Regions from separate parts of the Homo sapiens genome. Here region 1 is linked to region 2. Evidence: chromatin loops called from intact Hi-C (ENCODE). Cell type or tissue: ovary. All regions are shown on one strand. Each heading gives the region's core, and the rest is flanking DNA. Links, peaks and the distances in the headings are about the cores only. Region 1 has its middle 78 kb from the start of TOP3B. Region 2 overlaps YPEL1 (yippee like 1).

Region 1 (15,624 bases), core at 4,260-12,259, 350 kb after region 2:
GAAGAAAGTCAGTGGTAGCTTGATGGGGATAGCATTGAATCTATAAATTACCTTGGGCAGTATGGCCATTTTCATGATATTGGTTATTCTTATCTATGAGCATGGAATGTTCTTCCATTTGTTTGTGTCCCCTTTTATTTCATCGAGCAGTGGTTTGTAGTTCTCCTTGAAGAGGTCCTTCACATTCCTTGTAAGTTGGATTCCTAGGTATTTTATTCTCTTTGTATTAATTGTGAGTGGGAGTTCACTCATGATTTGGCTCTCTGTTAGTCTACTATTGGTGTATAGGAATGCTTGTGATTTTTGCACATTGATTTTGTATCCTGTGACCTTACTGAAGTTGCTAATTAGCTTATGGAGATTTTGGGCTGAGATGATGGGGTTTTCCAAATATACAATCTTGTCATCTGCAAACGGAGACAATTTGACTTCGTCTTTTCCCAGTTGAATACCCTTTATTTCTTTCTCTTGCCTGATTGCTCTAGCCAGAACTTCCAACACTGTGTTGAATAGGAGAGGGCATCCTTGTCTTGTGCTGGTTTTCAAACAGAATGCTTCCAGTTTTTGCCCATTCAGTATGATATTGGCTGTGGGTTTGTCATAAATAGCTCTTATTATTTTGAGATATATTCCATCAATACCTAGTTTATTGAGAGTTTTTAGCATGAAGGGCTGTTGAATTTTGTCGAAGGCCTTTTCTGCATCTATTGAGGTAATCATGTGGTTTTTGTCGCTGGTTCTGTTTATGTGATGGATTACATTTATTGATTTGCATATGTTGAACCAGCCTTGCATCCTAGGGATGAAGCTGACTTGATCGTGGTGGATAACCTTTTTGATGTGCTGTTGGATTTGGTTTGCCAGTATTTTATTGAGGATTTTCGCATCAATGTTCATCAGGGATATTGGCCTAAAATTCTCTTTTTTTGTTGTGTCTCTACCAGGCTTTGGTATCAAGATGATGCTAGCCTCCTAAAATGAGTTAGGGAGGATTCCCTCTTTTTCTATTGATTGAAATAGTTTTAGAAGGAATGGTACCAGCTCCTCTTTGTACCTCTGGTAGAATTCGGCTGTGAGTCTGTCTGGTCCTGGACTTTTTTTGGTTGGTAGGCTATCAATTATTGCCTCAATTTCAGAACCTGTTATTGGTCTATTAAGAGATTCAGCCTCTTCCTGGTTTAGTCTTGGGAGGGTGTATGTGTACAGGAATTTATCCATTTCTTCTAGATTTTCTAGTTTTCTTGTGTAGAGGTTCTTATAGTATTCTGATGGCAGTTTGTATTTCTGTGGGATGGGTGGTGATATCTCCTTTATCATTTTTTGTTGTGTCTATTTGATTCTTCTCTCTTTTCTTCTTTATTAGTGTTGCTAGCGGTTTATCAATTTTGTTGATCTTTTCAAAAAACCAGCTCCTGGATTCATTGATTTTTTGAAGGGTTTTTTGTGTCTCTATCTCCTTCAGTTCTGCTCTGATCTTAGTTATGTCTTGCCTTCTACTAGCTTTTGAATGTGTTTGCTCTTGCTTCTCTAATTCTTTTAATTGTGATGTTAGGGTGTCGATTTGAGATCTTTCCTGCTTTCTCTTGTTGGCATTTAGTGCTATAAATTTCCCTCTACACACTGCTTTAAACGTGTCCCAGAGATTCTAGTACGTTGTGTCTTTGTTCTCATTGGTTTCAAATAACGTCTTTATTTCTGCCTTCATTTCGTTATGTACCCAGTAGTCATTCAGGAGCAGGTTTTTCAGTTTCCATTAGTTGAGTGGTTTTGAGTGAGTTTCTTAATCCTGAGTTCTAGTTTGATTGCACTGTGGTCCGAGAGACAGTTTTTTGTGATTTCTTTTCTTTTACATTTGCTGAGGAGTGTTTTACTACCAATTATGTGGTCAATTTTAGAATAAGTGCGATGTGGTGCTGAGAAGAATGCATATTCTGTTGATTTGGGGTGTAGAGTTCTGTAGGTGTCTATTAGGTCTGCATGGTCCAGAGCTGAGCTCAAGTCCTGGATATCCTTGTTAACCTTCTGTCTCATTGATCTGTCTAACATTGACAGTAGGATGTTAAAGCCTTCCATTATTATTGTGTGGGAGTCTAAGTCTCTTTGTAGGTCTCTAAGGACTTGCTTTATGAATCTGGGTGCTCCTGTATTGGGTGCATATATATTTAGGATAGTTAGCTCTTCTTGTTGAATTGATCCCTTTACTATTATGTAGTGGCTTTCTTTGTCTCTTTTGATCTTTGTTGGTTTAAAGTCTGTTTTATCAAAGACTAGGATTGCAACCCCTGCTTTTTTTTTGCTTTCCATTTGCTTGGTAGATCTTCCTCCATCCCTTTATTTTGAGCCTATGTGTGTCTTTGCACATGAGATGGGTCTCCTGGATACAGCACACTGATGGGTCTTGACTCTTTATCCAATTTGCCAGTCTGTGTCTTTTAATTGGGGCATTTGGCCCATTTACATTTAAGGTTAATATTGTTGGGTTTGAATTTCATCCTGTCATTATGATGTTAGCTGGTTATTTTGCCTGTTAATGATGCAGTTTCTTCATAGCTTCAATGATCTTTACCATTTGGCATGTTTTTGCAGTGGCTGGAACCTGTTGTTCCTTTCCATGTTTAGTACTTCCTTCAGGAGCTCTTGTAAGGCAGGCCTAGTGGTAACAAAATCTCTCAGCATTTGCTTGTCTGTAAAATATTTTATTTCTCCTTCACTTATTAAGCTTAGTTTGGCTGGATATGAGATTCTGGTTTGAAAATTCTTTTCTTTAAGAATATTGAATATTGGCCCCCACTCTCTTCTGGCTTGTATGGTTTCTGCTGAGAGATCCACTGTTAGTCTGATGGGCTTCCATTTGTAGGTAACCTGACCTTTCTCTCTGGGTGCTTTTAACATTTTTTCCTTGATTTCAACCTTGGTGAATCTGACAATTATGTGTCTTGGGATTGCTCTTCTTGGGGAGTATCTTTGTGGTGCTCTCTGTATTTCCTGAATATGAATGTTGGCCTGCCTTGCTAGGTTGAGTAAGTTCTCCTGGATAATATCCTGAAGAGGGTTTTTTTTTTTTGGTTTTTTTTGAGACAGAGTCTCCCACTGTCACCCAGGTTGGAGTGCAGTGGTGCGATCTTGGCTCACTGCAAACTCTGCCTCCTGGGTTCCCACCATTCTCCTGCCTCAGCCTCCCGAGTAGCTGGGACTACAGGCACCCACCACCATTCCCGGCTAATTTTTCATATTTTTTGGTAAAGACAGGGTTTCATCATGTTAGCCAGGAGGGTCTTGATCTCCTGACCTCATGGTCTGCCCACCTCGGCCTTCCAAAGATCTGGGATTAGGAGGCATGAGCCACCGCACCTGGCCCTGAAGAGTGTTTTCTAACTTGGTTCCATTCTCCCCGTCACTCTCTGGTACAACAATCAAACATATATTTGGTCTTTTCCCGTAGTCCCATATTTTTTGGAGGCTTTGTTCATTTCTTTTCACTCTTTTTTCTCTAATCTTGTCTTCTTTGTTTATTTCATTAATTTGATCTTCAATCACTGATATCGTTTCTTCCACTTGATTGAATCGGCTATTGAAGCTTGTGCATGCGTCACGAAGTTCTCATGCCATGGTTTTCAGCTCCATCAGGTCATTTAAGGTCTTCTCTACACTGTTTGTTCTAGTTAGCCATTCGTCTAACCTTTTTCAAGGTTTTTAGCTTCCTTGCGATGGGTTAGAACATGCTCCTTTAGCTCAGAGAAGTTCGTTATTACCGACCTTCTGAAGCCTACTTCTGTCAACTCGTCAAACTCATTCTCTGTCCAGTTTTGTTCCCTTGCTGGCGAGGAGCTGTGGTCCTTTGGAGGAGAAGAGGCACTCTGTTTTTTGGAATTTTCAGCTTGTCTGCTCTGGTTTCTCCCCATCTTTATGGTTTTATCTACCTTTGGTCTTTGATGTTGGTGACCTACAGATGGGGTTTTGGTGTAGATGTCCTTTCTGTTGATGTTGATGCCATTCCTTTCCGTTTGTTAGTTTTCCTTCTAACAGTCAGACCCCTCGGCTGCAGGTCTGTTGGAGTTTGCTGGAGGTCCACTCCAGACCCTGATTGCCTGGGTATCACCAGCATAGGCTGCAGATCAGTAAATATTGCTACCTGATACTTCCTCTGGAAGCTTCGTCCCAGAGGGGCACCGCCTGTTTGAGACGTCTGTCGGCCCCTACTGGGAGGTGTTTCCCAGTCAGGTTGCATGGGTGTCAGAGACCCGCTTGAGGAGGCAGTCTGTCCATTCTCAGAGCTCGAACACCATGTTGAGAGAACCACTGCTCTCTTCAGAGCTGTCAGACAGGGACGTTTAAGTCTGCAGAAGCTGTCTGCTGCCTTTTGTTCTACTATGCCCTCCCCCAGAGGTGGAATCTACAGAGGCAGTAGGCCTTGCTGAGCTGTGGTGGGCTCTGCCCAGTTCATGCTTCCCTGCCTCTTTGTTTACACTGTGAGCTACTCAAGCCTCAGCAATGGCAGGTGCCCCTCCCCCCATCAAGCTGCAGTGTCACAGGTTGATCTCAGACTGCTGCACTAGTAGTGAGCAAGGCTCTGTGGGCCTGGGACCTGCTGAGCCAGGCAACGGGAGGGTATCTCCTGGTCTGCCGGTTGCTAAGACTGTGGGAAAAGCGCAGTATTTGGTCAGGAGTGTACCATTTCTCCCAGTACAGTCTGTCAGGCTTCCCTTGGCTAGGAAAGGGGAATCCCCCGACCCCTTGTGCTTCCCGGGTGAGGTGACACCCCACCATGCTTCAGCTCTTTGGGTTGCACCCACTGTCCAACTAGTCCCAATGAGATGAACCAGGTACCTCAGTTGGAAATGCAGAAATCACCTGTCTTCTGCGTCGATCTCACTGGGAGCTGCAGACCAGAGCTGTTCCTGTTTGGCCATCTTGGAAGAGACCTTCCCTGTGTATTCCGAGCCTTCTGCATTCTGCCATCACTGCAGCCTCCTCATGTTGGATGGACCTGATATTTTTGCTTTTCTAGTAATTCAGAAATCCTCAGTGGAAAGGCTGTTTATTAATATGAGTTATCTCCAGACAGGGCAAAGGTGTGGTCTATGGATGCTGTGGATTAGCAATGACCAGGCTCTCAGGTGACTCCACTCATGTGATTTTCACAGAAAGACTGCTGTCTGGCCAGTGAGCAGCACAGGGCACTGTGAGTCACACTCAGTGTCTGCACAGTGAAAACCCAAAACTTGCCACCCCCCCCAAACTCCCCAGGGCTGGGTAGATGGAGTCTGCACTCACTGACACAGATTTAGCAGCTAGATATGGTCCCAGCACCCCCACCTTCTTCCAAGTCCTGTGTGCCAGACACCCCGACAACAGCTCCCAGATACTGATAAATCCATCGGGAGAGTTGGGGGTAGGCAGTGGGAGCAACACACTTGCATCCATAACCCCTCCTTTGTGAGGCCACTGAAGGGGATAAGAGAGGCCTGGAGAAGCCATTCCAGCTCTGGACCTCAGGAGGGCTGTGTCCACTGTGACCTGGGCACCTATTCTCCTGTGATATTCTATCATTTCTCAGGTAGGGACAGGTCTCACGTCCTGGGGAAGCCCCCTAGCCTGAGTTCTTGCCCTGTGTTTCACTCTCACCCTTTGTCCTGATTCCTCACCCACGATCATCTTTGCTTGCAGGTTCCCTCTCTCAGCCTTTGCTTATTCAGCTGCCCTCCCTCTCTGCACATCTGAGAAATGCTATAAGACTTCCCTGTACCCCAAGTAGTGGCTGCATTGTTGGAGGCTGTCACATATTCTTGTACCAGCAGAAGTCACGGAGCCTTCCCCAGTATCTCCTGAGATACTACTCAGACTCAAGTAAGCACCAGGACTCTGGGGTCCCCAGTCACTTCTGTGAATCCAAAGATCCCTCGGGCAATGTGCAGGGATTCTGCACATTTCTGAGCAGCCTGAGATCAAGTCCGACTATTACTATTTTACATATCACAGCAACAGTGGCACTTTCACTGTGCTCCAGACTTACGGGGAAGTGAGATTAGAACCTCCCCTGCATTCTCTCTGCCTTGTGCAGGCAACAATACACTGTCTGGGACCGAGTGTGGCTCATCAGTAGCAGCTTTGTTGTTTGTATTTTTCATTCTTCAGTACAGGGTGGGACCTTTCTACTGGCCTCCATTAATAGTGAGAGTCAAACAAGACAGTCTGTGGGTGACTCCAAAGTCTAACTCAGGGTTTCCTTATGTTAGTTAGCTTGGACTACTCTTGGCTCCTCCCCAGAGATCTCAACTTCTCTGGAATTCTCCAGGTGCCACAAGCACTGATTTCAGTCTTGGCCTTGCACCTCCCCTGAGCAGCTTCTGACTCTCCTCTCATTACATCTCCATTTATGGCCTGTCACCCACTCAATGTGTTAAAAGGTAAAGCATTTTGCAAAGTACTTATCCTGAACTTTAGCCCCAAATCCACCCAGCTTCCCTAGCCCAGGCCAGCTCTGCTTCTTATGAGGCTGATGAGAGGTACAAGGGCTGCGACCCTTGCTGAGTCCATTCCTGAAAATGCCCCCAATAAAGCCTGATTAGTGCCAATGCCACAGGACATTGTTCTGTTTCCTTTGCAGGTGGTGCCCAGTGAGGAAAGTTCTTCCTCCTGAATATGAATATTTTGGAGCATGAAACAGCTGAGCTGATCTGGGGAGGGGAGGCAACCCCTTGTGATGGTGGTCAGATTGCTTGGTTGGGATTGTCACAGACCATGTGATAATGGGATTATATTGCATATCACAGATGCCCTGGACCCTCAAGTGTGCTGGGGAACTCTGGTTAAAGAATAGAAGTGATCCCTTTGTTCATATTCACTATGCTGGATGCCCTTTTGAGATCCCTGCAGGACGCTAACCCTCTGACTGCAGCAGCCTTGCCCTTTGATCTGAAGCTTTTATCATACATTGTCCTGCTCAGGGGATTTGGGTGGGGCGTTACTCCTATATATCATCACAAGAAAGGGATTCTCTGGAGACTAAATGCAAACTGGAATATCCCCTGGAGGCTGTCCCCCTGATTGGGAAATATGAAGAGACTAGGGGTGCTCAGTGTTTAAAATAAAACTTCAGAGAGTAGAGTCTGAGTGTAAACCCTTCAATTCCATTTAATCTCTACAAATGTATATAATGTCAAAACATAGTTATGTCATATATTTACACATGTGCACACAAATCTATTAATACATGTTCATAAGTTCACACATATGCTTTATGTTATACATATATGCATTTATACATCAACTGATGTTATTATAATCATAGTTTTACAGACTCAATTTTCCTTTGGGTTTTTCCACATTTCCCCACTTTCTTTAACACTTATTTCTTGAAAATTTTGGTGGCTGCTTACTGAGATTTTACTAAAAAAGAGCTTCAGAATTTCATTTAGAGTAGATCTTGTGGCAAATTCTATTTTTTTGATCTGAAAAAATGGTATTTTTTCTCTTTTTTATTTTTAAAACTTATCTTGAAGCATAATATGTAAAGTGAAATTTGCAGATCTTAATTGTAAATTTCAGTGTGCTTTTTATGAACACATATACTCATGTGCCCCATGCGTACTCACAACATTTCCATTGCTGCAGAATTAAAACATTTTGTTCTAGTCAATGAAATTATTCCATTACAGAATAGATATGTGTACCACATAGAATGTGTACCTGAGACACACTTCCCCTGGGGACTCCTTATAAAGTGCGGTGAATTGTGTGTCTTTTTTCCCATTGAGGAGGCCAGTGTGGAAAACTAAAGACTGAGATGATGTAGAAAACTGCCCTGAGAGGGAACCTCACTCTGCCCTGAGGTAGGGAGCCAGCACTGGTCAAGGCCCCGGTGGAGGATGGCAACTCTGTTGGGTCCACCTGGCCTCTGGTCACAGGCACGATGGACCTGGGCCTGGGCAGCAGGGGGCGCTGTGGGGCTGGCACTTAGAGTCTGTGGGGCTCTTAGCTGGGAAATGATACCTGGCCCTGGCCTCTGCCTAGGGCTCACTGGGGCCAGCAGCTGGGTCCTCTCTGGGCCCTTTGGGAGCCTCAGTCCAGGTACATCCCAGGCCTACTCTTCCCAGAAATGACCCAGCCACTGGGACTGCACACGGGCCCAGGGAGGGGCACGCTTGGGCAGGGGAAGAGGAGCACATTTGCATGAAAGGCCCATCTCTCTCCTCTAAGGCTAGAGGGTGAACACGAGAGACCTGCCGCGTGGCTTCCTCTGCAGAGATCCGGGGAGTCTGCACCATGGCCTTGACCCCACTCCTCCTCCTCATTGTCCTCCTTCACTGCACAGTCCAGGACAGCACAAAGCATCCTGATCCCCCAGCTCACTGACACCACCTCCCAACTCATGCCAGAACTGTCCTTCCCTGTTCTGCTTTATTCAGTGTATAATGGCTGTCTGTGTTTTCGGGATCCCTCTGGCAGCCCGTGCCGACTCAGTCGACCTCTGCATCTGCCTCCCTGGGAGCCCTGGCCAAGCTCGCCCACACTCAGCAGTCAGCATAGCAGCTATGCCATTGAATGCTTTCGGCAGCAGCCAGGGAAGGCCCATCAGTACCTGATGCAGCTTAAGAGTGATGGAAGCCACACCAAGGGGGCTGGGATTCCCAGTCACTAGTTCTCAGTCTCCAGGACTGGAGCTGACCACTATAGTGTCATTTCTACAATCCCGTCTGAGGATGGAGCTGACTATATCTGTGGTACAGATTGTAGCATTGGTGTGCCGTTTGGGTAAAGCACAGATAAATGGGGAAATGAGACAAAAACTGTTTTTCTACTCTGCTACCAAGGTTGAAAAATGGCTCTCAGAACCAGTGTCTGCTGACCTGCATACTCAAATATGTTATGTGTGTGTGTGTGTGAATGCGTGTGTGTGTGTACTTTAATTTTACGAGTAGAGAGCCAGATATTTTCTGATTCCTGCTTCAAGTTCCCTTGGAAACAGCTTTTTAGGCCAGGCCTCTAGGGAGTGCACTCTGATCTGTAACTATTGCGCAAATATTACAACAGAGCCTGTCTCCTCCTGCTGGTCTGGTGTATTGTGGCTATATAGGGGGGTGCAAAGAAATTCTCCTTTTCATATTCAGACACTGGGACTCAGCTGCATACCTCAGTCCTGTCTTATTGAGATCATTTAAATGATCAATCTTAGAAGAAAACTTCTGACTTAAATAAATTTTAGAAGTCTATCAACATGCTAGAAAGCATATTCCAGATAAATAAAAATAGAATAAAGATTTATAGAGATTGAGATGAAAAGCTTTAAACCCTTTGGGGGTTTCTGAAGGTATTCTCAGGTGTTCAGTGCCTGGGATTTGGGAGTAAGGGATAAGGAGGAGAACTTATTTCCAACACACTGAAGATGACAACAGATAAGCAGAAAGTTACCAAAGAAGGAGGAATAGAAATAGCCATGAATATCATCCTGGTAACCCTGATCTGGAATGAAGGATTTCATTTATTTACTTATTTATTTATTTATTTTCAAAATAAGTACATCTCATGGAGTCCTTGGCAAAAGCTGAAGGAAGTATTGCTTCAGGAAATATCTGTCCAGTAATTAGGAAACTACTAATGTGATTGAGCAGAGACTTCATTAACTTCACATGCAAAGAATACAGACTTGCAGAACCCTCCTGGAAAACCATGAAACAATACATCATCAACAATAACAACTATAGCAAAAACAGCAACAACATCAACCAAAACGCTTTACAAAAAAGTTCTAATTTCCAGAACTGTCACATTATATTATTTAAAATTTCCATTTGTCAAAGCAAAATAATGAGGTAGGTTCAAGACACAGGAACATATTGCCATATATAACGGAAAATAACAAAGAAAAAAACATTAAAAAAACAAAAAAATTAAAAGTTGACAAAAACTATTTTCAAAGAGGCAGAAACACTGGTCTTATTTGACCAATACTTCAACTCCATTATTTCTCCATTTGCTCAAAGAAATTTTAAAAATGTAAAAATGTTCAAAAAAGCATGAAAAGAATGTATCTCCAAATAAAGAATATTAATAAAAGATATAAAAGAAAGAGTCATTGAAATAAACATAGATTAATTGATATTATCCTATTACAGGAATAGAATGAAATAAGGGTGGAAAAATACGCAGGACCTAAAGACCCTCTTGACACCATCAAGTGTACCAATATACACATAATGAAAGGCCCAGAAGGGTAAGAGTGAGGAAAAGAAACAGAATAATGTAATTGAAAAATGGTAACCAAAACTTTCCCAAATTTGACAAAAAGAAACATACTCAATCCCTAAAAAGTTCAATAAACCTTAATCAGCATTAATCGGAACTCATAGATATAAAACTTATGGAAAGCGTCATGGTGGGATAAAGCTTACTAAGTTCTAAAAAGTCAAATAGACAAAGACGGTTACACCAAAAGTGTGTCAATTTCTGTTTCCTGCCATGATGCAATAGATGGAGTTCTTACACCATAAACAACACTTTAAGACATAATCGAGTGCATGTAATGACTATTTCCAGACAGTGAATATTGGCCAACAGGGATAACTTGATTATGTAACCTCAGAGAAAGGACCCTAACACGCAAATGAGCACTGCAGTGGACACGGATTTCTTTTTCTTCACTTTTTTTTTTTCGAGTTAGGGTCCTGCTCTGTCGCCCAGGCTGGAGTACAGTGATGTGATCTCCGCTCACTGCAAACTCTGCCTCCCAGGTTCAAGCAATTCTCCTGACTCAGCCTCCCGAATAGCTGAGATTATAGGCACTCACCACCATGCCCAGCTAATTTTTTTGTCCTTTTAGTAGAGAGGGGGTTTCGCCATGTTGGTCAGGCTGGTCTTAAACTCCTGACTGATCTGCCCACCTCGGCCTCCCAAAGTGCTGGGATTACAGGTGTGAGCCACTGCACCCAGCCAACACAGATTTTTTTTTTTTAATTATACTTTAAGTTTTAGGGTACATGTGCACAACCTGCAGGTCTATTACATATGTATACATGTGCCATGTTGATGTGCTGCACCCATTAACTCGTCATTTAACATTAAGTATATCTTTTTTTTTTTTTTTTAGACGGAGTCTCGCTCTGTTGCCCAGGCTGGAGTGCACTGGCTCTATCTCGGCTCACTGCAAGCTCCGCCTCCCGGGTTCACGTCATTCTCCCGCCTCAGCCTCCCGAGTAGCTGGGACTACAGGAGCCTGCCACCACACCTGGCTGATTTTTTGTATTTTTTTAGTAGAGACGGGGTTTCACTGTGTTAACCAGGATGGTCTCAATTTCCTGACCTCGTGATCCGCCCGCCTCGGCCTCCCAAAGTGCTGGGATTACAGGCGTGAGCCACCGCGCCTGGACCACAGATTTTTTTTTGGAGACAATTTTTGGCCCAGAAGGAGGTGGTGACCAAGATAATCGTGAGCTTTTTACACAGCTCAGAACACACAGATGAGAAGTCAGAAAAACATAGATGGCTGAGACTTTCAGAGCAAGACACCGAAAAGCAGGCAGCTACACAGAGCAAGGTCCCTGCGCTCTGCATGAGGCCCCTTTGGATTTGGTTGGGCAAAACATGACACCTTGCAGGGGGCTCTAATTTAATGAATAGGCCTTCCCCTACTGGGAACTAAGATTCATATTTTTTCTCTCTGTCCTGTTTTTTCACCACTGTATCTACAAACCCTAGGACTCAGCCTAGCGCAAACAGCCAATTAATACCATGTTTGTTGAACGAATATGTGAATTCACCTAAATAGAATTCTCAGTAAGAGAAAAAGATCTGAGGAAAATAAAGTGATTTTTACTGCTTTATGTGTATTTTGAGTTTGGGTTGTGAATTGATTCAAGGGGATATATTAAATTAGAATGTTGACTTCTGTGTTTAGAGAACAAGAGAGGAATATGAACTTGAGTGCTGGAAAGGTGACCAGCAGGATGGACTGGGTCCCATGGGTTTGTGCAGAGACCATGGAAAAGGATGAGCCTCCAGTTACTAAGTAATTGAACAAGATATATTTTAGGTAAACACTTATTTTATAATCACCTGTTGGAATGGGTGATAACTGTAGATGTGACTGTTATTCATTGACTCTCTGAAAAAATTATTTATTCAAGGCAAGAAAGATTGGAGAATAGTTTTATCTTGAAACACTTTTCATAAACATGACATATTCTTGCTAAAGCAGATACCATATTCATCTCCAAGCTGGAAGGGTTATCTCATCTTCCCAAACATGCACCCCTTATAGTATATTTTATCTGCTTTTATGGCATGTCCACTTTCTTGGTCACAGACATTGTAAGCCTCAGAGTTTAATTTGTTTCTCTACTGTATACGTATGGCACCTCCAGTTGGTCACTGAAGCTGGAGATTGAAATCCTCTACATCCCCCAGATCTGTCCTCTGGCTCTATGGCGCTGTCCTGTTCCATCAGACCTACATTGCCCTTCCTTGTGTGAACCCTAACCTAAGTCCAATCTCTACTCCATGAAAGCTGTCTGTAACAGAAGCCTGGCACCTCTTTCTCCTTTTTATGAAATAAATATCTATTTCTATAGATAGATCTAGATCTAGACATTAATAGCTCCAAATCTGTAGAGGACAAAGTGCCTAGTTCTCAGGTGATAACCAACCCACATCTTCTGTCCTGGAATATCCAGCCCCAGATATCACCCCATTTTCTCCTCCCTGTCTCGCTAAATATATATTCACCCACCAAGCCACTGGGTTTGTAGTAATTTGTCACAACAAGAACAGAAAAATATGTGGAAAAGAATGGAAGAGGAGTGTTGCTGTTAAAAAAAATACTTAAAATATGGAAATAGTTTTGGAAGCAGACAAGAGATAGAGTTTGGCAGAATTTTGGAAAGCATGTTAGAAAAATCCTAGATTGCTTTGAGCATGGTGTTAATGCAGATATGGTTGCTAAAGACTTGGCTGGGATGGGCTCAGTAGGAAGTCAGAAGCATGGTAGCGAAAAAGCTACATTTTCTTTCTTTTTTTTCTTTCTTTTTTTTTTTTTGAGACAGGGTCTTGCTGTGTTGCCCAGGCTGCATTGCAGTGGTACAATCTTGGCTCACTGCAGCCTCCACCTCCTGGGTTCAAGCGATTTTTGTGCCTCAGCCTCCCAAGTAGCTGGGACTACAGGTGTGCGCCACCATGCCCGGCTAAGGTTCGTAATTTTAGTAGAGATGGGGTTTCACCATGTTGTCCAGGCTAGTCTCCAACTCCTGACTTCAAATGATCTGCCTGCCTCAGCCTCCCAAAGTGCTGGGATTACAGGCATCAGCCACTGTGCCTGGTCTAGTTACATTTTTCTTAGCAAATACCTAATTATACATCTACAGACTGGAAGTAGAAATACAGCCAGTACCAGCACTTTGGGAGACCAAGGAGGGCAGATCATAAGGTCAGGAGATCGAGACCATCCTGGCCAACATGGTGAAAACTTGTCTCTACCAAAATACAAAAAAATTTAGCCAGGTGTGGTGGTGCATGCCTGCAGTCCAAGCTACTCAGGAGGCTGAGGCAGGGGAATCACTTGAACCTGGGAGGTGGGGGTTGCAGTAAGTCCAGACAGATCACACCACTGCCCTCCAGCCTGGTGACAGAGTGAGACTCCATCTCAAAAAAAAAAAAAAAAAAAAAGAAAGAAAGAAAAGAAGATAAAAGAAATACATCCAGTAAAGGAGCTCCTGGTGCACTGATGGGAGTTCACAGGGAATTAAGAGCGCTCTTTTGACTTTTGTGGGAAAACCGGAGGAAAGGGGATCATTGTTTTTTGGTGGAAAACAGGTTGGCTGGATTGTTTCATGCAATTGTATGGAAAGCAGAACAGGTGAGCAGCAAACTTGGATATTTAGCTGAGAATATTTCCAAGCAAAGTATTAAAAGTATAACCTCATTCATTCTTGCTGCTTACAGTAAAATTTTGTGATAAAAAATGTGAAGTAAGGGAGGAAGTCTTAAATGGAAAGAAACTAGGGCATGATAATTGAGGAGATTACTAGCATATTTCACCAATTACTTGCTCATTCCCTCTTTTCTGGGAGACCCTAAAAGTAACTCATCATTTACTGTTTTCCATCCGCTTCCTTCCTTGTCTAGAATATGGGCCTGGACCCTCCACAAGATGCGTAGAGAAGTCAGAAGGCCTTGTCCTGTGCAAGCATTCAAGCATCCACTCCTCGCACTAATATTTCTAGACAGCAAACTGGTGATCCTTGCTCACCTGAAACATACATACGGGTTGGAGGAAGACAGAACCTAACACACCTTACCTGTGTGATGTTCAGGGCTGGCCTCTAACTTCTGAGAGCTTCATTTCACTCCACTTCCTACAAGGATTGCTCATGCCCTCCTTCACTTGTGGTGAAGTTCAAACAATACATTAGATTTGACATCTTTGCCAAGAGCTGTAGAGTGCAAGGTGCTCACCCAGAGCTACATCTTCCAGCAGATGAGGCTCACAGTTAAATCACTGCTATGGTGTCCGTCAACTCAGGCACTGTTGTGCCTTTTCACAGAGCATCGCCTGTTAACTGCTTCACCCACCCACTGTGGGAGTCCAGGTAGGAGGACAATGCCTCCCCACTAGCTGGCTCCTCTCTGGTTGTACCTGTGGGTCACACATGCAGGTGACGGTTTGTACTACCTCCTACCTGGCTGTACTCCCCAAAGCCAGGGCTGACACCCCTCACTGCACTTCCATTCCATCCCATCAGTCACAGGAGGCAGCTATTGGCTCATTACCCTTTGCAAGGAGTTCAAGGGTAGAAGTGGCCCATTTATAAGAATATTTATATGGACTATCTTGTATATCCTGTGAATCATGATACTGTTAAATCAACTCTAATACATCATGTTTATGTCCACTGAAATGATGATGATAAAAGGAAAAGTGATATCTGGACACGCAGACTGAAAAAGATCCCAAAGATTCTGCACACAAGGCCCCTATTCTCTGGGGACATGTGGGAATTCAATGGTCTTGCTGACATATAGAGTTTGCTTCACTCTGTGTCAATCTGAGGCATTTGTGACCTCAGAGTTGTGTTTTCTAAGAATTTACCATGTGTGGCAGCTGGACTTCAAGTTATACCTAAATATCTCTGTCTCCTAGCACTCACATCCCTGTACATATTGAAAAGGGATCACTAGTACAATTGATAGGATATTGAGAAAATGACTGATGCCAGGCCATAATACACTTTGAGTTTTGCGTTCTGCTCTCTCAGATCACTTGCTTTGGGGAAAGCCAGTTGCCATTTGTGAGGACACTCAAGTAGTCCCACAGGGAGTTTCATGCAGCAAGAAGCTGAGGCCTCCTGCCACCAGCTTTGTGGCTCAGTGAAACTGTAAGTTGATTCTATTGCCTTGGTAAAGTCTTCTCATGGCTTTAGTTCCCCCCACTGAAATCCTATTTTCAACCTCATGAGCCTATCTGAGCCAGAGCCACCTTGCTAAACTGCTCCCAGGTTTCTGACCCACAGAAACTGTGGGATTGCACATCTTTGCAGTTGCTAAGTTTTGTAGTATTTGATGTGAAGTAATTGAAACTGGATGCATCGAGAGAGGGGAATGGAGGTGGCAGAGTGGGTGGAATTAGGCCTGGAG
Region 2 (14,196 bases), core at 1-8,000:
CCACCACACCCGGCTAATTTTGTATTTTTTTTAGTAGAGACGGGGTTTCTCCATGTTGGTCAGGCTGGTCTGGTCTCAAACTCCTGACCTCAAGTGATCCGCCCACCTCGGTCTCCCAAAGTGCTGGGATTACAGGGGTGAGCCACCACGCCCAGCTGATACAATTTTTAAAACAGCTCATTGATGACCTCCAGGCTGTTCAACAGAAGCATCTCAAATTCCTTTTGACCATGTAGCAAGGAACACACCTGGCATGCTTCCGAAACAAAACCATGCATGGGGCCGGACATTGACCACCTCTCAGTGCTCAGGTCACCTGCTTAGGTCATGGCCAACACACAGGTGTCACGGGGCTCCACAAGGCCACAAGCTTCACTGCCCCTACCCAGGGGCCCAGAGCAGCTCCGCCTCTCATTACCTCATGTCATTTTACACACTAAGCCTACCTCAGAAAACACCGAGGAAATGGGGTGCCTGGCTCCTTCCACTTCTCACCTCACACTTCCCAGTGCACACAGGAGCCCCAGAGGCAATGAGAGAGCAGAAACTCTGCCTCGTTCAACAGTTTCTATCTCAGATGATGAACAGAAATGAGGAGCCTCTCACTATTACCTACTGAAAATACAAGCAGGTAAATGTTCTTCTCTTGAGTTAAACAGGAAACCTAAGAGATTCCTGGCTGGGCGTGGTGACTCACACCTATAATCCCAGCACTTTGGGAGGCCAAGGCAGGAGGATCGCTTGAGGCCAGGAGTACAAGACCAGCCTTGGCAACATGGTAAAACCCTGTCTCTACAAGAAAAAATAAAAGTAAATAAAATACCTATTTAAAAAAAGAAGAAAAGATTTCTGAAAGGCACAACTTCCTGACAAACTTTGTTCCCAAAGTGGTCGTGACCTGTGAAGATGGGGAGACGTCATGACCTGAGGATGGGGGGAGGTCATGGCCTGTGAGGATGGGGGGAGGTCATGACCTATAAGGATGAGTGGAGGTAATGATCCGTGAGGATGGGTGCAAGTCATGAATTGAGCATGGGGGAGGTCATGACCTGTGAGGATGTGGGAGGTCATGACCTGAGGATCGGTGGTCATGACGTATGAGGATGCGGGGAGTTCATGACCTGAGGCTGGGGGGATGTCATGACCTGAGGATGGGTGGAGAACACTGTCATTCCGACTGAGCATCAGCTCCTCCATGATGTTTGGCCTGTTTAAATGTTCACAACTGGTTGATGATCAACGCCACACACTGCTAATGAGGAGCTCAGCACAGTAAGGAGGGGCCAGGGGATCTTGTTTACATCTTCAAGGCTGCTCATGGGTTCTATGCACAGAGACCAGCCAGAGCTTCACCCAGGGCTCCTACACAACCGACAAACGCAGCCACACCCTCTGGGGCATTTTTCTGAGCAACCCCTTTCCTTCTTAACCATGCTGAGTTTTTAAAATGTCTTAATACCCTTATTATTAAACCATTTCCACAGATTTTTCTAGACTTCTTTTGCTCATTCAGTCCTCTCTGGCTTTCTGCTGTGAGTAACAAGTGATTCACCTTGCCCCTCGTAATCCCTGGGAGTGCCAGCTGCCTGGCCCTGGAAAACCGCCCACCATGCCAGGATCACATCTGAGATCGTGGCACAGCCACACTTAACCATGCACAAAACGCTCACCAATGCTGCCTAGAAGGCTCTAGACGTTCAGGACACAGCAGACTCAGGAAGTCATGTGATGCTTAAATATTCTTCCACTATGTAGGTACCACAATGACAGATAATCATTGTGCCATCAATTTTTTGGCATAAGCCACTTGCCTTGGAGATGAGCTCGTCATGATTGGCCAGGTGTGCTCTGCAGTGGATACAGCTGTACGTTCGGTGACAGTTCGGCAGATACGCTTGGAAAGTTTTGGACTTTGTCATTTTCACCATCTCTCCTGGGCACTCCTCACTCAGCTCAGGGCTGGTTCTGGAAGAACCGTGGCTCTGCTGGCCTCTCTGACAAAAGCAACACTGGAAAATGCACGCAAGAGCCGTCGTTGTCCAGGAGGGCGTGTGGCACTGTCCACACAGCTGGGACGAGAGAAAAACGTAACCTGCCAACCAATCAGACAAAGTGGTGGGTTACAGAGAGAACATGCGTGTGAAGCAGGTACATATGGGATTCATGTGTTGTGAAGCAACACGCGGGGTGGGGGGGTGGCAGGACTAGAATTTTTTTTTTTTTTTGAGATGGAGTCTCACTCTGTTGCCCAGGCTGGAGTGCAGTGGCGCAATCTCAGCTCGCTGCAACCTCCTCCTCCTGGGTTCAAGCGATTCTTCTACCTCAGCCTCTGAGTAGCTGGGATTACAGGAACACGCCACCAAGCCTGGCCTCCCAAAGTGCTGGGATTACAAGCACCACTGCGCCTGACCAAGATCCAACTCTTTAGTATCAATTGTAGACAAAATGAACACTGACACCATGCCACTGCTTAACCACTTTACATTTAGTTGGAAGTGAAAAAATGAACTCCTTTTACATGCAAATAATTTGAGAAAAACATTGATTCAAATTCTTCTTATACCAGGTTTGGCTTTGGAAACATGAAAGGAGAGGCAGAACCAAGACGCCCGGTGAGTGGGCCCGGTGGCAGGGCTGGATGCACCCCACCCCGAATCCGGGAATTCACCACGCAGAGCACCAGGACATTGAGGAATGTGAGTGATGGATCCAGTATTATTTAATCTTTAAGAAATTCCAGTCCTGAAATAAACCCTTATGTATGGTCACATGATCTTCAACAGGGTGTCAAGACCATTCAATGGGGAAAGGACAGTCTTTCAACAAATGGTGTCACAACAACTGGATATCCACCTGCAAAAATATAAAGTTGGACTCTTACCTAACACCGTATACAAATTAACTCAAAATAAAAGACCTAAATGTGAGAGCTAAGACTATAAAACTCTTAGAAGGAAACACAGGGGAAAAGCTTCATGACATTGGATGTGGCAATCATCTCTTGGATACGATACCAAAAGCATGGGCAGCAAAAGAAAAACAGACACATTAGACTTCGTAAAAATTCAAAACTTCTGGCTCGGTGCAGTGCTCACGCCTGTGGTCCCAGCACTTTGGGAGGCTGAGGTGGGTGGACCACTTGAGCCCAGGAACTCAAAACCAGCCTGGGCAACAAAGCAATACCTCATCTCAACTAAAAATACACAAAATTAGCTGGGTGTGGTCCCTGTGCCTGTGGTCCCAGCTACTTGGGATAGCTGAGGTGGGAGGATGGCTTGAGCCTGGGAAGTTGAGGCTCAAGTGAGCTGAGATCGTCCAACTGCACTCCAGCCTGAGCAACAGAGTGAAACCCTGTCTCTAAATAAATAAATAAAAACTTTTGTGCTTCAAAGGATACTATCAACAGAGGCAACCCAGAGAATGAGGGAAAATATTTTTAAATCATATACCTGATAAGGTGTTAATATCTAGAATACATATATTCTATATTCTCTCTATACATATTCTCTATATATCCATATTCTCTATATATCCTAGTTATTGGAATATGTAAAAAAAAAAAAAAAAAACAACTACAACTCAGCAAATCAAACAAACAGGTTAAAAAATGGATAAAGGGCCGGGTATGGGCCCGGCGTGGTGGCTCACGCCTGTAATCCCAGCATTATGGGAGGCCGAAGAAGGTGGATCACTAGGTCAGGAGATCGAGACCACCCTAGTCAACATGGCGAAACCCCGTCTCTACTAAAAATACAAAAAATTAGCCGGGCGTGGTGGCGGGTGCTTGTAGTCCCAGCTACTTGGGAGGCCGAGGCAGCAGAATTGCTTGAACCCAGGAGGCAGCGGTTGCAGTGAGCCGAGACCATATCACTGCACTCCAGCCTGGGCGACAGAGTGAGACTACATCTCAAAAAAAAAAAAAAAAGGAAAATGGATAAAGGACCTATGTATCTATATTCTCTATATATTCTAGTTGTTAGAATATGTTAAAAAAAACTCAGCAAAAAGAAACACAATCTGATTAAAAAATGGACAAAGGACCTATATATCTATATTCTATATAGTTATTAGAATATATTTAAGAAACTCCTACAACTCAACAAAACAACCCCAATCTGATTAAAAATGGACAAAGGACTTATATAAACATTTCTCCGAAGAAGATATACAGATGGCCCACAAGCACGTGAAAAGGTGCTCCATGTCACTGATCCTGAGGGAGGCAGACAAGGACCACGTTGAGACACCACCACACACCCTCTAGGACGGCTACTATCAACGCGCACACACGGAAAATAAGCGTTGGTGAGGATGTGGAGGAATTGGAGCCTTGTGCATTGAGGGTAAAAATGTAAAATGCTGGAGGCACTATGGGAAACAGTATGGTAATTCCTCAAAAAACGAAATATAGAATTACCATGGGCTCCAGCAATTCCACTGCTGGGTATAAATCCACGAGAACTGAAAACAGGGTCTCAAAGCCATGTCTGCACACCCATGCTCACAGCGACATTATCCACAACAGCCACGAGGGGGAAGCAACAGTGTGTCCCTCCACAAACGGGCATTCTCATGATCAAAATGTGGCGTCTGCATACAGTGGAATGTTATCCAGCCTTTAACAGGAGGGGGCTCCTGTCACAGCTACAGCATGGAGGAACCCTGAGGACACTATGCTCAGTGAAGTAAGCCAGTCACAAAGGACAAATATTGTATGAGGTACTTAGAGTAGTGGGACTCAGAGACAGAAAGAGCTGCCAGGGGCAGGGGAGTCCCCGCTTCATGGGTGCAGTGTTTCAGTTTTGCAACATGAAGAATTCTGGAGGTTGGAGGGTGGCGATGGCTGTACAAAAATGTGAATATATTTAATGTCACTGAACTGTACACTTAGAAATGGTTAAGATGGTAAGAGTTATGTGTACTGACTACAATTATTTTAAAGAAGAGTGTATCATTTTTACATTTCTAAGGTCTCATTAACAAAAGAAGGTTAAGTCCATGACTGATGCTGCCATCATCAGCAACAGGACGTGCGCCAAGTTTTCCTGGTGGCACCACCCCAGCCTGGCCTGTGACAAGGGGCCTGCAGAGAGTCAGGCACACCGGATTTTCTTTCAGGCCAAACAGAAGAGCAAGGGTTTCCCCAAATTCGAGAGCACGGGGCTGGGAAGAAGAGCCAAGCGCCAGCAGTGTCCTCACACCTGCTCCTCCTGAGATGCACCCCCCACCGCCCCCCACCCCATGTGACCTCTGCTCCGGCAGCAGCCTGTCCTGTGCCCTTCCATGGGATGACACCCAGGACGGCGTCTGCCCCCCACCTGCGCAGGCACGCCTGCATTAGAGGGTCACCTTCTCACATCTGGGACTGAAGATGTGTGTGGGCAGAACGCAGCGTTTGTAATCGTGTGAACGGAAGACACAAACGGCCGGTGGCGGCCACCCAGGATGGTACTGGGACCCGGTCACCACGGCGCTGCTGTGCCCTTCCTTGGTGCCCCGGCCTGAGATGCTGCCTAACTTGGACTTGGTGCTTCTTGGTCTTTGCTTGTCCTGATGGCTGTGCCCCGTGTGTGGCCCTGAGCCACACTGCTGCGTGTTCCGTGTTTTGAACTTGACACCGACGATGCTGTGAGACTTCTCTGCTGACGTGCAGCCAAGTCTGCCTCTGTCCCCATGTGCAGCTGGGCCCCCTTCACCTGGTGTCCCGTCAGATACACTGCATGCAGCCACTGACGGGGTGTGGATGTGTATCGGCTCCCAGGCTGGCTACTAAATGGTGCTGCTGTCGCTGTCACCTCTCCTGAGCCGCACAGGCAGGTGTTTCGTTGGAACAATCCCAGGAGCAGATGCCCGTGCACACAGCAGCACCTCCCAAGTGCCGGTGACAAGGTCATCCTGCCAGCAGCGAACATGAGTCCCTGCTGATCTTTATCCCGCCAACTTGATATGGTCAAATTTTAACACTTCTGCTGCCTGGCAGGTATAAGGCAGCAGCATCTCATTGTGGCTTTAATTTGCTTCAACCTGACCATACAGGTGGGCACCTTTTATGATTCCTCCTTTTCAAATCTTTGTCACATTTTCTATTAGCTGCTGGTCCTTTCCTTACTGATTCGTAGGAGTAAGTGATATATTCTGAAAACTAAAGCATACATTAAGCCATATCGGTCGTGGAATGATAAGCATTACTGGAATGTGGACATGACTGTGCCTGTGATGTAAGCTTCAGGAAACTATAGTGTAAGGCATGTATGTATAGTATGTGGATAAATGGATATGCCATATACACACACACACATACATATACATATATGTGTGGATTATGTATGTACATGTGCATTAATGGGTTTCAAGTTCTCTAAAAGAAAAAGTGTAACTAGACAAAAAAACTATTAAGGCTGGGTGTGGTGGCTCACATCTGTAATCCCAGCACTTTGGGAGGCTGAGGCGGGCAGATCGCCAGGTCAGGAGTTCGAGACCATCCTGGCCAACATGGTGAAAACCCCGTCTCTATTAAAAATACAAATATTAGCTGGGCGTGGTGGCGTGCGCCTGTAGTACCAGCTACTCGGGAGGCTGAAGCAGGAGAATCACTTGAACCCGGGAGGCGGAGGCTGCAGTGAGCCGAGATTGCACCACTGCACTCCAGCCTGGAGACAGAGTGAGACTCCATCTCAAGAAAAAACAACAACAACAAACAAACAAACAAAAAAACCCCACGCTGCTTACTATGTATAGTTCAAATAAAAAACATAAAAGGTAGATTTTTTATTTTTTTTATTTTTTTGAGATGGAATCTCTGTCGCCCAGGCTGGAGTGCGATGGCACCATCTGCGCTCACTGCAACCTCCGCCTCCCGGGTTCAAGTGATTCTCCTGCCTCAGCCTCCTGAGTAGCTGGGACTACTGGCACGTGCCACCACACCTAATTTTTCTTTTTCTTTTCTTTTTTTTTTTTTTTTTTTGAGACAGAGTTTCGCTCTTATTGCCCAGGCTGGAGTGCAATGGCACGATCTTGGCTCACCACAACCTCCACCTCCCGGGTTCAAGTGATTCTCCTGTCTCAGCCTCACGAGCACTGGGATTACAGGCATGCGCCACCACACCCAGCTAATTTTGTATTTTTAGTAAAGACGGGGTTTCTCCATGTTGGTCAGGCTGGTCTCAAACTCCCAACCTGAGTTGATCCACCTGCCTTGGCCTCCCAAAGTGCTGGGATTACAGGCGTGAGCCACTGCGCCTGGCCCTACACCTGACTAATTTTTGTATTTTTAGTAGAGATGGGGTTTCACCATGTTGTCCAGGCTGGTCTCAAATTCCTGGCCTCAAGTGATCTGCCTGCCCCGGCTTCCCAGAGTGCTGGGATTACAGGAGTGAGCCACCGCGCCCAGACTAAAAGTTACATTTTTAAAAAAGAGGTGACTTAAGATTTCATAGAAACCAACTTTTTGTAAAACTATGATAAGCCAAATACTTGGACCAGCCCTCCCACTGAGAAGTACCAAAAATGCTGACAAAATAAAAGGATGTTTTCTTAAAGGCATCCAGGGGCTGACAAGACAGTGAGGAGCCGCCAGGCACCATCTGGGGAAACCAGAAACCAGAGAGGCGAGCCAAGCCGCTCTTGCCCTGAAAACATCTGCCCCCATCCAGCCACCCCGGGCTTCCGATGAGAACTCTAAGGCTGGTCCCCACCCCACAGAGCAGTGATCATAGGACAGCCCTCACAGGACTTATGGCCCAAATTCACACCAGTGAGAAGATTCCAAAAGCTCACAGTTGATGGATTTAGTTTAAATTGGCTTTAGGCTGACAGCGCCCTGAGGTACCTGGCAGAAGGAAGCGTAAACCTAGTTTGGAGGAAGCATCTTTATCCTAGATCTGAAAAATTCCCACAAAGTCATTTTTCCAGGACAATGAGTAATGCAGTCAAAAGTAACCACACATTCACAGAAACAATGCCCCATGAGCAAGGACAGAAAAGGCCAGCAGCAGGACCAGATCCAGAGACTCAACATCTCAAAGACCTGAGGCAGACCATGAGGCTCCTCCACTTACCTGTACTCACGGAGGGAACCGATGAGCTTGAGAGTATATGTAACCAACAGCAAACGAGAAAAAAAATGACCTTGCAGAAAAACAGGTGTAGACATTCTAGAAATAAACAGCATTCAGCCCAATGGGTTTAACAGGAATAGGAGAATAAAAAGAGAATACCTACACTGAAGATACGTCAGAATAAATTATGCTGAATAAAGAAGAGCGAGAGGCCGGGCGCGCTGGCTCACGCCTGTAATCCCAGCACTTTGGGAGGCCGGGGCTGGGGGGGCGGGGGGCGGATCACAAGGTCAGGAGTTCGAGACCAGCCTGGCCAACACGGTGAAACCCCGTCTCTACTAAAAATACAAAAATTAGCCGGGCGTGGTGGTGTCTGCCTGTAGTCTCAGCTACTCAGGAGGCTGAGGCAGGAGAGTTGCTTGAACCCGGGAGGCGGAGGTTGCAGTGAGCTGAGATTGCGCCACTGCACTCCAGCCTTGGGTAACAGAGCAATAGTCCGTCTCAAAAAAAAAAAAAAAACAAAAAAACAGTGAGGAAGGTGGAAATATGAGTCTTAAACTAAGAGATGTGAAGCAGGGAGAGATGACATTTATTTGGATTTCAGAAGGTTGAGGCAAGAAGAAAATGGGGTAGAGGCGCTTTGTGAATAATTGATGATTGTGGATTCTCCAGAATTAAGGAAAAGCTACTAATCCACAGACTTAAAAAGCCCAACAGTCCTAAAGCAGGATAAATAAAAATAAAGCCACAGCTAGACAAATAATGAAACTGCAAAACACCAAAGATAAAGGGGAAAAAAGTCTTAAAAGTGTCCAGAGGAAGGAAAAATGACCTGTTCAACAGAACAAGCTCCCAGGTAAAACAAGAGCCCAAAAGGCAGCAGAGAAAGGGACAATTATGATTCTGAAAGATAATAACTGATATCTCAGATTTTACATTCAGTGAAAATATCTTTCAAGAAGTGGGGCAAAGGCTGGACATAGTGGCTCACACTTGTCATCCCAGCACTTTGGGAGGCCAAGGCAGGAGGATTGCTTGAGCCCAGGAGTTTGAGACCAGCCTGTGCAACAGTGAGACCCTGTCTCTACGCAAAAAAAGTGTTTTTCAATTAGCCAAGTGTGGCGTCACGTGTCTGTGGTCCCAGCTACTAGGGAGGCTGAAGTGGGAGGATTGCTTGAGCCCAAGGGGTCGAGGCTGCAATGAGCAGAGATTGTGCCACTGGACTTAGCCTAGGTAATGAGTGAGACTCTGTCTCAAAAAAAAAAAAAAACAAAAACAAAACAACAACAACAACAACAAAGAGTCTGAGTCTGGGTGCAGTGGCTCATGCCTGTAATCCCAGCACTTTGGGAGGCCAAGGCGGGTGGATCATGAGGTCAGGAGATGGAGACCATCCTGGCTAACACAATGAAACCCCATCTCTACTAAAAATACAAAAAAAATTAGTGGGGCGTGGTGGTGGGCACCTGTAGTCCCAGCTACTTGGGAGGCTGAGGCAGGAGAATGGCGTGAACTCAGGAGGTGGAGCTTGCAGTGAGCTGAGATCGCACCACTGCACTCCAGCCTGGGCAACAGAGCGAGGCTCCATCAAAAAAAAATAATAATATAAATAAATAAATAAAAGAAAAAAGACTGGCATAAGATACAAAAACAGGTCAATGTGACATGAAAGAGAGCCCGGAAACAGACCACAGGTGGATACAGACAGCACAGAGGAGCTCTGCAGCGCCTGGAGAACAGTTCCCAGGGGAATACTGCTGGACCAAGCACATCTGCAGGAGAAGAGAAACCAAGCTGAATCCGATTTCATTAACAAAATCAACAGTTCATCACATTTATCAACAGAGATGACTTCATCTAGCAGGAATTTTGTGGAGGAAATTTCTGTACAAAGGTATACACGTGTAAATACACACACACACACACACACACCATCTTCTAAATGAAGTCCATTTCTTTCTCCAATATTATGTTAAAGAATTTCTGAAAAAGTCTGCCTATATTGGATATTCCTGATGGGTGATTTCCCCAAACCTTAAACTCTTTTTCTTACTAGCTGCTATTAAGTCATCTTGTGCCAATCCTGAAATTTTCTCTTGGGTTTCTTAGAATCAAGAAGACCTCACATTTAGCGTTAACACAGTACATTTTATTAGATCTTATCTATTGCCCTGAACTACTGGGCCCTTCATGAATCTGAACCCTGCCATCTCTTCCATCTGGCATCTCTTCCATGAAACTTGCTGACATGCCCTGGGGAGGTCATGGGGACAGGTATCAGCTCGGCCACCACCCTCCAGGAGCCCAGCACCACTTCCACCTCTGCTCTCCTGTCCACATGTCCCACACGGTGCACGAGGATGTCATGTGACAACTTGTCAGTAGCTCATTCAAATCCATGCATGTTGCACCAGTTCATGGAAGGAAGCGTTCTGACTTCACTTCTTACTGAACTCATGTTCAATCTCTGTGATATTTTCAACTAAGTTTCTTGTTACTAAAATGAGACTTAAATTAATAAACTTTCATTTCTCTCTTCTTTCCCTGGACTTCCCTTTAACAAAGATACTAAGAATATGAAGTGAAGCAGCTAAGAGAGAGACAGGAAACTTATTCACAAACTGGGTATTCAGGTCTCTAGCGTTCAGAATCCCTGCTCCAAGTGACTCAAGTAGAGAGCTACAGAAACTGCCCTTCACTTTGTTCATCATTTTAAAATAAGTAGTATCAGCCAGGGGCGGTGACTTATGCCTGTAATCCCAACACTTTGGGAGGGTGAGGCAGGAGGATCACTTGAGGTCAGGAGCTCGAGACCAGTCTGGACAACATGGCGAAACCCCGTCTCTATTGAAAATACAAAAATTAGCCAGGCGGCCGGACGCGGTGGCTCACGCCTGGAATCCCAGCACTTTGGGAGGCCCAGGCGGGTGGATCATGAGGTCAGGAGTTCAAGACCAGCCTGGCCAAGATGGTGAAACCCGTCTCTACTAAAAATACAAAAATTACAGCGCACCTGTAATCCCAGCTACTCAGGAGGCTGAGGTGGGAGAATCGTTTGAACCTGGGGGGCGGAGGTTGCAGGGAGCCAAGATCGCACCACTGCACTCCAGCGTGGGTGACAGAGCGAGACTCCATCTCAAAAAAAAAAAAAAAAATTAGCCAGGCGTGGTGGTGAGTGCCTGTAATCCCAGCTACTTGGGAGGCTGAGGCAGGAGAATCACTTGAACCTGGGAGGCAGAGGTTGCAGTGAACTGACATAGCACCAATGCACTCTAGCCTGGGTGACAGAGCGAGACTCTGTATCAAAAAAAAAAAAAAAAAAAAAGCAGTATCACTTTTTTGTGTGTGAGACAAGGTCTCAGTCTGTTGCCGAGGCCGGAGTGCAGTGGCATGGTCACACAGCTCACTGCAGCCTTGACCTCCTGGGCTCAAGCAATCCTCCCAGCTCAGCCTCCCAAGTAGCTGACACTACAGGCCCATGCCACCACGCCTGGCTAATTTTTTTGTTGTAGAGATGGGGTCTCACTTTGTTACCCAAGCTGGTCTCAAACGCCTGGGTTCAAGTGATCTAACCGCCCCAGCCTCCCAAAGTGCTGGGATTACAGGCATCAGCCACCACACCTGACTGCGATTTTTTGAGACAGTCTCACTCTGTCACCCAGGCTGGAGTGCAATGGCATGATTTCGACTCACTGCAGCCTCCACCTCCTGGGTTCAAGCAATTTTCCTGCCTCAGCCTCCTGAGTAGCTGGGCCTACAGGCATGCACCACCATGCCCAGCTAATTTTGTATTTTTAGTAGAGATGGGGCTTCACCATGTTGGCCAGGCTGGTCTCAAACTCCTGACCTCACATGATCCACCCGCCTTGGCCTCCCACCCACCACGGCTTCCCAAAGTGCTGGGATTATAGGCATGAGCCACCATGCCTGGCCGATTTTGTTTTTTTTTTTTTTTTTGAGAGTCTTGCTCTGTCACTCAGACTGGAGTGCAGTGGTGTGATCTCAGCTTACTGCAAACCCTGCCTTCTGGGTTCAAGCAATTCTCCTGCCTCAGCCACCAGAGTAGCTGGGACTACAGGTGCACACCACCACACCCAGCTAATTTTTTTGTATTTTTAGTAGAGATGGTGTTTCACCATGTTGGCCAGGCTGGTCTCAAACTCCTGGCCTCAAGTGATCTGTCTGCCTCAGCCTCCCAAAGTGCTGGGATTACAGGTGTGAGCCACTGTACCTGGCCAACATTTTGGGTTTTTTGGGGGGGGGAGGGGAGGACAGAGTCTCGCACTGTTGCCCAGGCTGGAGTGCAGTGGCACAATCTCAGCTCAGTGCAACCTCCGCCTCCTGGGTTCAAGCCTCAGCCTCCTGAGTAGCTGGGATTACAGGCGTGTGCCACCACGCCCGGCTAATTTTTTTTGTGTGTATTTTTAGTAGAGATGAGGTTTCACCATGTTAGCCAGGATGGTCTAAATCTCCTGACCTCGTGATCTGCCCGCCGCAGCCTCCCAAAGTGCTGAGATTACAGCAGTGAGCCACCATGCCCAGCCTTTTTTTCTTTTTTTTTTTTTTTTGAGACAGAGTCTCGTTCTGTCACTCAGGCTGGAGTACAGTGGCGTGATCTTGGCTCACTGCAACCTCCACCTCCTGGGTTCAAGCGATTCTCCTGCCTCAGCCTCCTGAGTAGTTTGGATTACAGGTGCACATCACCATGACTGGCTAATTTTTATATTTTTAGTAGAGAAGAGGTTTCGCCATGTTGGCTAGGCCGGTCTCCAACTCCTGACCTCAAGTGATCCACCTGCTTTGGCCTTCCAAAGGGCTGGGATTACAGGCCTGAGCCACTGTGCCCGGCCCAACATTTTTTTTTCTTTAATTGCTGTTTGTCCTGAACACATTTTAAGTGGACAGAACATTGTAGACTCTCGGTACAATGGACAGCAGATCTCTAGGGCTCGTTCATCTTCCTTACCTGAAACTTTATGCCTGTGGATTAATAAATTCCCATTTCCTCCTCCACCAAGCCCCTGGCAGCTACCATCCTGATGTTTGATTCCATGAATTTGACTTCTCTAGATACCTCATGTAAGCAGAATCATGCAGTGTTTGTCCATACCTGGCTTATTTCACTGAGCACATAATGTCTTCAAGGTACATCCATGTTGTTGCCTACTACAGAATTCCCTTGTCTTTTTTTAAGGCTAAATAGTAGTCCATAAAGAGAACATGGTATACACATACAGGGAAAGCACTTCAAAAAGTGGCCATTTGGCCAGCGCGGTGGCTCATGCTTGTAATCCCAGCACTTTCGGAGGCCAAGGCAGGCAGATCACAAGGTCAGGAGTTCAAGACCAGCCTGGCCAATATGGTGAAACCCCATCTCTACTAAAAATACAAAATTAGCCAGATGTGGTGGCACGTGCCTGTAGTCCCAGCTACTTGGGAGGCTGAGGCAGAAGAAATGCTTGAACCCTGGAGATGGAGGTTGCAGTAAGCCGAGATCACGCCACTGCACTCCAGCCTGGGCAACAGAGTGAGACTCGTTCTCAAAAAAACCCCAAAACCAAAAAACACCTGTCTCTACTAAAAATACAAAAAAATAGCCAGGCATGGTGGTGCATGCCTGTAATCCCAGCTACTTCAGGGGGCTGAGCCAGGAGAATCACTCGAACCTGGGAGACGGAGATTGCAGTGAGCCGACATCGTGCCACTGCATTCCAGCCTAGGCAACAGAGTGAGACTCTGTCTCGGGGGCAAAAAAAAAACAAAACAAGTGGCCATTTGCCAAGGGTTTTGTTTATTTTGAATTTCTAAATGCCATGAATGCCTAACTGCAGATCATCTTTTGGGAGAAAACGCAAGCCCCCACCCCACAGTCCGTAACCTCTGGGGCCAACACTGGTGCACATCGCTTGTCCTTCCACAAAGGACACCTGTGTTAGGAGTAAGAGCACAGGAAGTGAGGACCCTGGGCAGGAAGGGGTGGCAACGACTTCTGGGGGATTATTTTTTTTTAATTAATTTTTTTTTAAATATGCTGCCCAGGCTGGAGTGCAGTGGCTATTTACAGGCACGATGCCACTACTGATCAACATGGGAGTTTTGACCTGCTTTGTTTTCAACTTAGGCCTGTTCACCCCTCTTT

What was found. Hi-C counts contacts between places; a loop is a spot of excess contacts. Peaks named below come from ENCODE experiments on the same cell type or tissue, not always from the same donor. Only the 100,000 strongest peaks of a DNase experiment are listed, where the experiment ranks them.
Region 1: it touches region 2 in a loop (4-fold over the local background); 2 of 110 quality-filtered maps call a loop at or near these places.

What each region holds. Positions count from the first base shown.
Region 1 is chr22:22,052,812-22,068,435 of GRCh38, forward strand. It overlaps IGL, the pseudogene IGLVIV-66-1 and the pseudogene IGLVV-66. Among named protein-coding and RNA genes, the nearest start is that of TOP3B, 78 kb to the left of the region's middle. RefSeq lists enhancers at 4,186-4,949, 4,950-5,713. In ovary, for the core only: no CTCF peak of the experiment used is centred there; DNase peaks (open chromatin) are centred at 7,940 and 8,516; H3K27ac peaks cover 957 bases.
Region 2 is chr22:21,708,817-21,723,012 of GRCh38, forward strand. YPEL1 (yippee like 1) reads right to left here. Exons shown (of 5, transcript NM_013313.5): 2 at 1,812-2,092. The coding sequence starts at 1,928. It also overlaps the pseudogene RN7SL280P. Among named protein-coding and RNA genes, the nearest start is that of YPEL1, 20 kb to the right of the region's middle. RefSeq lists enhancers at 1,227-2,426, 4,795-4,844 and a silencer at 5,053-5,211. In ovary, for the core only: a CTCF peak has its summit at 4,516 (motif pointing right); a DNase peak (open chromatin) is centred at 4,545.